Regions from separate parts of the Homo sapiens genome. Here all the other regions are linked to region 1. A link is a contact called in ENCODE Hi-C or POLR2A ChIA-PET data. All regions are on one chromosome and are shown on one strand. The core of a region is the stretch at or near the end of the contact, and the rest is flanking DNA. Distances in the headings are between cores, read along the strand shown.

Evidence for each region. A loop is a pair of places that touch in the nucleus more often than their neighbours do. ChIA-PET counts read pairs that join two places held with the same protein, here RNA polymerase II (POLR2A). Pooled maps may share reads with other maps.
Region 2: a pooled map shows a loop between it and region 1 (11-fold over the local background). The contact joins the promoter of EXOC6 here to the promoter of KIF20B in region 1. A Hi-C loop is called at or near these places in 1 of 37 single-sample maps with no recorded cell type and 7 of 50 pooled maps. POLR2A ChIA-PET finds 5 or more read pairs at or near these places in 1 of 52 experiments (CD4-positive, alpha-beta T cell).
Region 3: a loop to region 1 is called in a map of CD8-positive, alpha-beta T cell, with 26 times the contacts of the local background. The contact joins the promoter of CEP55 here to the promoter of KIF20B in region 1. A Hi-C loop is called at or near these places in 3 of 168 maps with a recorded cell type or tissue (CD8-positive, alpha-beta T cell and naive thymus-derived CD4-positive, alpha-beta T cell) and 10 of 50 pooled maps.

What each region holds. Positions count from the first base shown.
Region 1 is chr10:89,700,263-89,702,962 of GRCh38, forward strand. It overlaps KIF20B (kinesin family member 20B), which reads left to right and starts at 1,328. Exons shown (of 33, transcript NM_001284259.2): 1 at 1,328-1,418. RefSeq lists a silencer at 850-929 and enhancers at 974-1,489, 1,490-2,006.
Region 2 is chr10:92,847,159-92,849,858 of GRCh38, forward strand. It overlaps EXOC6 (exocyst complex component 6), which reads left to right and starts at 1,362. Exons shown (of 22, transcript NM_019053.6): 1 at 1,362-1,476. The coding sequence starts at 1,376. RefSeq lists silencers at 1,179-1,328, 1,469-1,808.
Region 3 is chr10:93,495,217-93,497,916 of GRCh38, forward strand. CEP55 (centrosomal protein 55) reads left to right here and starts at 1,396. Exons shown (of 9, transcript NM_018131.5): 1 at 1,396-1,707. RefSeq lists a silencer at 1,215-1,724.

The DNA of each region.
Region 1 (2,700 bases), core at 78-2,577:
TCGGCTGACACTTGATTGTGCAGGACCTGGGAGGCCATGGTAAAGATCAGAATTCTATTCCTTTTCCCCCCTCCTCTTTTTATTTTATAAAATCTGTTATTTTAGAAAGTTGCAAGACTGGTACGATGTACACCATTATACCCTTCAACTAGATTCACCAATTACTAATATTTTGCCACATTTGCTTTCTCTATTTTTTTGCCATATCTTTTGAAGGTAAGCCGCAAACACTGTGACACTTTGCTGCTAATTACTTTAGCAAGCGCCTTCCAAAAACAAAGGCATTCTTCCACTTAATCACAAATTAATTCTCACATGCAATCAATTTAAAACTGATTCAATATCATCTAATATGTAGTTCATATTTAAATTTCCCCAGTTGTCCACAAATGTCTTTCGAAGTTTTTTTTTTTTTTTAAAAACTATGAACCAGCCAAGATTCACAAATTTCATTTGGTTTCTTTTGACTCTCGACTAAAGTAATTTTCCACTTCGTTTTTTTCTTTTTCCTGTCATGACACTGACATTTTTGAAGAGCCTAGGCCTGTTGTCTTGTAGAATATTCTACATTGTTTTTTTCTGATTGTTTCCTCATGATTAATGTCAAACATTTCTAGCACAAATACTATCGGGTGATATTAGCGATGCTAAGTATCTTCACTTGGTTAAGGTATGTCTAATAAATCTCTTCAGTGTAAAATTCTATTTTCCCTTTATAATAAGAAATGATCTGTAGGGTGATTCTTTGAGATACTAACATCCTCTTCCCTACAACCTTTCAGTTAATTGTTTGTTTTAGCATCTTGCATTCATTAGTTTTAGCATTCATAAGCTTACCTATATCAATTTTTAGACTGGCAGTTGCACAATGGGGATGCAGCGAGGGAAGTGACCCTCCGGATCCCGGGATGCCGAGCCTTTTTCTGCCCCGTAGGGACAGGACTGGGAAGTGGCTAGCCCGCCATTCCTCGGCCCGTCCTTAGGGGAGTCGCAGGACTAAGTGCAGTGGCAGTGGCCTCACCTCGGGCCTTCGCCACATCTTTATTGCCTCAAGGACAGAATTGGAGATCGGTGTCCCAGTCAACAGCGTGGTACTTATGACAGCCGCGAGAAAGCGCACTACTAAAGCCCGGCTAGCAGAGCTGGGAGGCAAACCAGACCGTCAGCACCAGGGCGGCCCACGCCTGCTTCCGCCCATTGGCTGCCCGCGTTTCAAGACCCGCCCCCATATTGGAGAGCTTCTTCCGGTAGCCACTGGAAAGCCCGCAGCGCGAGCCGGCTACGCTCCCTGGCGGAGCTCTGGACGCCCCACCTACTCCCAGCGTTCAGTGCGGTGCCCTGGCCGCCATTGTTTGAATTTGAAAACGGTAACATCGCAGTGCTGCTCGCGGGTCTGGCTAGTCAGGCGAAGTTTGCAGGTGAGGAGGTGACCCGCGGGAATGTGTGGGGAAGGAGGTGGGTGACTGCGCATGTATGGGGCCTAAGGTGGGGAAACGGCTTTGGCAATGTGGACATGTTCCGACAGGGCTCATACCCCAGTGGAGGTTACTGTCAGGAACTGGGTTGCGGAGCGATGCGAACACGGGGTACGCAGCGAGGAATGAGTCATACTAATTCGGTTACGGTTTAAATCTCGCCTCCACTGCTAATTAGCTGAGTGACGCAAGACAATTCATTTAATCTCTCTCTGTACCTTAGTTTTCTTATCAGTTAAAAGGCTGCAATGAAGTGTCTATTTCTTTCGGCTTTTGTGAAGATTAAATGGTAATGTGTAAAGTTATTAGTGCTGGCACACAGTAGGTACTAAATGTTTGCAGTTATTAATATTATTATTGTTGTTGCTTCTGTTGTTGTTGAGGAACAGGCCTGTTTTGCCACACCTAGTTTTCTGAAGCTCTGAGGTGAGCAGTTTGCTCGGCTGGTAGGTAACACGGCCTTTTTGCGGGGGGAGCCCTGTGGTAGCCTCTGTGCACTTATTTCCAGACTACTCCTACTGGTCCTTGGGGCTTGCCCTTCTAGGGTTTTGCAGTGCCAGGCTGAAGAGTTTGTGGCACAGTGACTGCTGTCATTCCCCAGTTTAGAAGGCTTTCTCCATCTCGATTCGCTCGCTGGTTCAGTGATGCATGTCTGGCACAGTTCTCTTATATTTCTTGCTAAACTACTAGTTTACAGAAGTTCACGCCTTATGGGTTAGGTAGTGTAACAGTGTATTTATCTTACATGTCCAAGACTCCAGATTTTAAATTGTAAAAATAACATAAAATACTCATCGATTAGTTGTGAAGACTTTTTTTGAGGCTTTGTGTTGTAGACCACATTCAGAAACCTCATTCAGCAACAGATTCTGCTATTTTTCACCAAAGTCTCCAATTGTGGATTCTTATTGGAGAGAGGGTAAATATGCAGTTTTCCAGTCAGAGCAGCCTTTTGAAATGAAAAATGAGGTCTTGGAGCCTGCTGTCACGAAAGATAATATTACAGACTAGGACCGACTTTTTTTTTTTTTTTTGGAATAGTATTTTCTTTATAACCATTATTTTAAGTCATTAGGTAGTCTTTATCCCTGCATAAGTCGCTGAATTTGTTATAGGGGATACAGAGTGGTATAAGGCAAGGTTCTTGCCATCAAGAAGTTTCCAGTTTAGTTGGGAAGGCCACGTATAAGTAGAAGTCATCTAAAATCGCAAGAAGTTACAGTAA
Region 2 (2,700 bases), core at 112-2,611, 3.1 Mb after region 1:
TAATATGTCTGAGTCATTTTAAGCTACTCAATTTGTGGTGATTTGTTAAAGCAACAATGGAAAACTCATACACCATGGGACAGCAATATGAGGCAGACACTGCCATTGTCATTTACAGTCATTTAACTGACATATAAAAGAACTAGGTTCTTGCCCAATGTCACACAGCTGTCAAGTGATATTAATCCAAGAATTAATGTCTTCGGACACTGGTCTTCAGAGCTCATGCTCTAACTATTGCACAATACCACCTCCCAGGATGTTTGTGGGGAGGAGGCTGGAGGTAGGTTTCAAGTAAAAGCTCACTAAGGGTGAGTGAGTTACACAGCTGGATAAAGAGCTTGGTTGACTCAAAGGGAAGCTTTTCAAAGCCCTGGATTAATGTAGAGCAGAAAGTAGTTGTTCCTCAGGCTAGGTTTCCATTCTGTTCCTGTTTAGTCTTCCTTCCTCCCTGCTTTGATCATGACAAACTGGTTTACTCAGTGTCCCACAAACATGTCATTAAGCACGACTTTTTTCTACACTGATACCTTTGTCCAAGCCTCCCTGCCTCTCTCTCCCACCTCCCTGCTGCTAACCCCCTTTCAAGAGCTCTCACCCCTTCTCAACCCAGCTACTCTGACCTGGGGGCACCTGAGTTCACGGACTTTGGTATGAATTACACATCGCCCTGGGCCTTTTTTTTTTTTTTTTTTTTTGGTATCTCTGCCATCAAGTGTCTTAACTTCTCATCATTTAATTTTTTATGTCGCTTATAATTTATTTCCAAGTTGACTGGCCGCTGTGGACTTCTTGCAGGCGGGGACATGAATCCACCTGGAGCGGTCTTCATGGTCAACTGGGATCTTTATTCGTTCCTAAAATAAATCTTACTATCACATGCAATTTTGCTTTTCGTGAGTGCATGTTTTCCTTTCTCTGACTCCCCACGACCCAGAGTACATCAGGCCCTTGTTAAATGTCCCCGTGGCTCTTATTACAGATTCAGGGTGATGATCTGAGTGTCCACCTTGCTGATTACTACGGTACCCCCGCGTGTGGCACAGGGTGTGGCACACACAGAAGACAAGGAGATATGTTAAAGCCCAAAGGCCAGGCACAAGACGCCCAGGAGGGACTAGTCGCGAGAGAGGGCAGGAGGCCAGCTGGGTACCCGGCCGCCGCCCGTAGCCCCAGCTCACAGCCCCCGCTCACTCCTGCAGGTGCGGGGGCGGGAACCGGGTCGCGCGCCTTCTGCCCGGCGTTCCGCGCGCCCCCGCGCCGCCGGCCCGAGCGCCCCGCCCCCGCCCCGCCCCTTCGCGCTCGCGCCACTTGGAGCTCGCCCCCGTCGTTCCCGCGGCGCCGCGCCTCGCTGGCTCCTCAGCTTCCAGCCAAAATGGCGGAGAACAGCGAGAGTCTGGGCACCGTCCCCGAGCACGAGCGGATCTTGCAGGAGATCGAGAGCACCGACACCGCCTGTGTGGGGCCCACCCTCCGGTAAAGATCTCATCCCACCGGGACTTCGGCCCCCCGCCCCACGCCGGCCGCTCCTCACGAGCCGGGCGGGGCGTCCGCCGCCGGCCGCGCGCGAAGCTCCCCGACAGGTGGTGCGCGCGGGGGCGGGCGGGGGCGCTCGCGGGTGGCGGAACTCTAGCCGGTACCCGGGCGGGACCGAGAAGGCGGCTGCACCTGTCGGCGCGGCCTGCCTCCACCGCTGTAGCTGTCACCCCGCAGCCGGTGGGTGTGGCTGCTGCAGGGTCTCTAACCCCGGGCCCCGCGCTGCGGCCCCGCGTTCTCCTCCTGGCTGCGGCCCCCGGGCCCGAGGACACTTCTGGGGCCTGCCCCCGTCTCGCTCGTGGTGGGGCTGAGGGCTGCTCGGCCGCGGGCATGCCAGGCTAGGGTCGACAGCAGGCACCCGGCGTGACGGAGGTGCCAGGTCGCGCGCGGGTGGAAAGCCTGGCGCGCCGGGCTGCCGCGGGCGTGGGAGAATTGAAATTGAGCGGGAGACGCCGGCCCGCTTTCCCCCTACTCCCCCGCGCGGCCGCAGTGGGCGAGAAGAGAGCGTGGGCTGGAGAAGAGAGCGTGGGCTGGAGGAGAGCAGCTGCTTGCTGCTTGGGAACACGCTAGGGTGACCCTGCGCTCGCGGGATCTAAGCTGCTTTGGAGGCAGAACAGCTTTTACTTATTTACAAACATTTCATTAAAATTGCATTAATTTTTCCGTTTAAATCGAGTTCCTCCCCATTCATTTTAAGAATAGTACTAGGTAATGCATATTCCATGCCAAACTGAGTACCTGCTGTTCCAATAGAATATTATTAGCCAGGCAACGTAATGAGCCATGGGTTAGGTTAGGCACTGTCTTCAAGAATAAGTTCCTTTTACATATAAGGTTTCATCTTTTGGAGTGATAATAATGATAAATGAAGTTATTATTCACTTAGGGAACTTGAGACTGATTATGCTTTATCATTAGTATTCTTCAGAATACACTTCCTAGAATAGAGCGCTGTACAGTTTGTGGACCTGTGAATATAGTGTAAATTGAAGCCAGTTCAAGTTATGTAAATACACCTTGCCCTTAAGAGTCAGGAGGCCTGGGTTCTTGTTTTGCCCTAATTCTGCCTCTGATGAAATGTGCAGTCATGGAAAAAAATTATTTAACCTCTCTGGATCTCGGTTTCCTTATTTGTAGAATGGGGAGGGGAGAGTATTCAGATGC
Region 3 (2,700 bases), core at 146-2,645, 3.8 Mb after region 1:
AAAAAATTTTAAAGTTTTAAAATTAGAGACAGGGATTGGGTGGGGTGAGAGTGGATCTCTCTGTGTTGCCCAGGCTGGTCTCCAACTCCTGACCTCAAGCAATCCTCGCTCCCCGTCCTCACGTAGTGGTGGGATTACAGGAATTAGCCATTCCACCTGGCCGGATTTCCTCATTTAATCCTTATAACCGAGCTGTGAAGTAAATATTATTATTTGCATCATTTTACACATCGGGAAACCGAGGCTCAAATAGGTTAAATAAATTTATCCAAGGAGACACATCTAGTCAGGGCAGTAAGGAATTAAATCTAGAAAGTCCTAATCTAGAGTTTATAACCTTTGTACAATATTGTGTACCTAGGATGTTTTGCTACTGTGTATCTACTGTTTTAAATCTCCAGCGAGTTTATGCTGGGTCTAGGAGAGAAAGGGAGGCCCTGCTAAACATTTCATGTGCTTCTTCTCTCAGCAGTAACGTTCTCAAAGCGGCTAATCAAGAGCTAGAATCGATCAATAGATAGATATCAGGCTGGAGGGTAGCAGTCTGGTCTGAAAGCCGGTCCGCTAGCATTCATAATCTCAGCGTTCAACCTGGGCGTGCCTCTCATCTCTCCCGTTAACACTCCCTGCTGTGCTGCTGATTTTTGGCAGTAATCCCAGCACTTTAGGAGGCCGAGGTGGAAGGATCACTTGAAGGCAGGAGTTCGTGATCAGAGTGGGAAACAAAGTGAGACCACCCCCCCCCCCCCCCACTCCGCTGTCTGTATAAAATTTTTTAATAAAAAATTAGCCGGGCGTGGTGGCGTGCGCCTGTAGTCTCAGCTACTCGGCAGGCTGAGGCAAGACGATCGCTTGAACCCGGGAGACTGAGGTTGCAGTGAGCTATGATTGCACCACTCCACTCCAGCCTGGGCGACAGAGTGAGACCCGAGGGGATGACAAGGGGGCTGTGCTCCTTTGTGAAATCCCGTTGTCCCAGGGCAGGAGGGGCCGCACTTCACACAGGGAGAATCTATGCTCAAGAGCGCAGAACTAGTTCGTCTCGGTCCATCGTCACTGGTTTTATCCCATTAAAAATAGTAATTTGCTTTCTCCTAAAAGCGTATAAACACAAAACCAGCCCCTGACTGCGAGACACCAAGCTTGTTTAGGTCTAAGCCCGCAGAGAACCCCCGATCCCAGAATTAGCTGGCGGGCCCGGGAGGAAGTGTTCCCGCCCTCTGTCCCGCCCCGCGGCCCCAGCCACTTCTCGGCCCGCCCTCAGGTTTACTCTCCGCCCTTCAAAGGCGGCAGCCAATCGGGGAGCCGCGTCCCCGCCGCGCGCGCGCTGCTCCTCCTTCTTGCGGGCCGCGCCCTGCCGGCAGTGACGTGCCCCGCCCTGCAGCCGCGGGATTCAAACTCCCGGAAGCGGCATCCACACCTGATGGTGTGACTCGGCCGACGCGAGCGCCGCGCTTCGCTTCAGCTGCTAGCTGGCCCAAGGGAGGCGACCGCGGAGGGTGGCGAGGGGCGGCCAGGACCCGCAGCCCCGGGGCCGGGCCGGTCCGGACCGCCAGGGAGGGCAGGTCAGTGGGCAGATCGCGTCCGCGGGATTCAATCTCTGCCCGCTCTGATAACAGTCCTTTTCCCTGGCGCTCACTTCGTGCCTGGCACCCGGCTGGGCGCCTCAAGACCGTTGTCTCTTCGATCGCTTCTTTGGACTTGGCGGTGGGTATCATCTCCTTACAGATAGGCGCAGAGAGGCCAAGTGACTTGCCCAAGGTCTTTTGTTAGGACGGCTTTTTCCGATTGGCAGGCACTTTCGTTGTGTGTTCCTCAAACATCTTTATTTTAGAAGTGAGAAAACTTGTGCCTTTTTTTGCAGTTTCTCTTTTCCTGTCTGTCTCCTCAAGTGAGATTTTATGTGGGAATTTTTAAAGATTGGCGTCGCCTTGTAGAAGATGCGGCTTGTAATTGAGGCCTTGTACCATTTACTGGATGGAAGCGCTTGTTTGGTCACCTGTCCAGCATGACTTAGGTCACTTCAGCTAATCAACCAATCATTTCTTTTCTTTTTTCTTTTTTTTTGAGATGGAGTCTCGCTCTGTCACCAAGGCTGGAGTGCAATGGCACGATCTTGGCTCACTGCAACCTCTGCCTCCTGGGTTCAAGCGATTCTCCTTCCTCAGCCTCCTGAATAGCTGGGACTACAGGCGTGCGCCACCACGCCCGGTTAATTTTTGTATTTTTAGTAGAGACAGGGTTTCGCCATGTTGGGCAGGCTGGTCTCGAACTCCTGACCTCAGATGATCCACCTGCCTCGGCCTTCCAGAGTGCTGGGATTACAGGCGTGAGCCACCGCGCCCGGCCCCAATCAACCAATCATATCTGAGGGCTTGCTGTTAGGCTCTGTGGGTAACAACAACAACAACAAAAATCAAAGTGCAGTCCTTGAAAAAATAGTTGAACAATTGAAAAAATAAAAGGTTAGCAGGAAGTGTAATTGGGTACTAGATTGTGTAGGGGTGGGGGTGGGGCAGCTATATCGTTTGTTAAGAGTTCACAGAGGGAAGGCATGCTGAGGAAGGTTTGAACTGGGGGAACCCTGTGGATGACTGGAATAGGAAATACAGGGAAAGGTGGCCGGGCGCGGTGGTTCACGCCTGTAATCCCAGCACTTTGGGAGGCCGAGGCGGGCAGATCACTTGAGGTCAGGAGTTC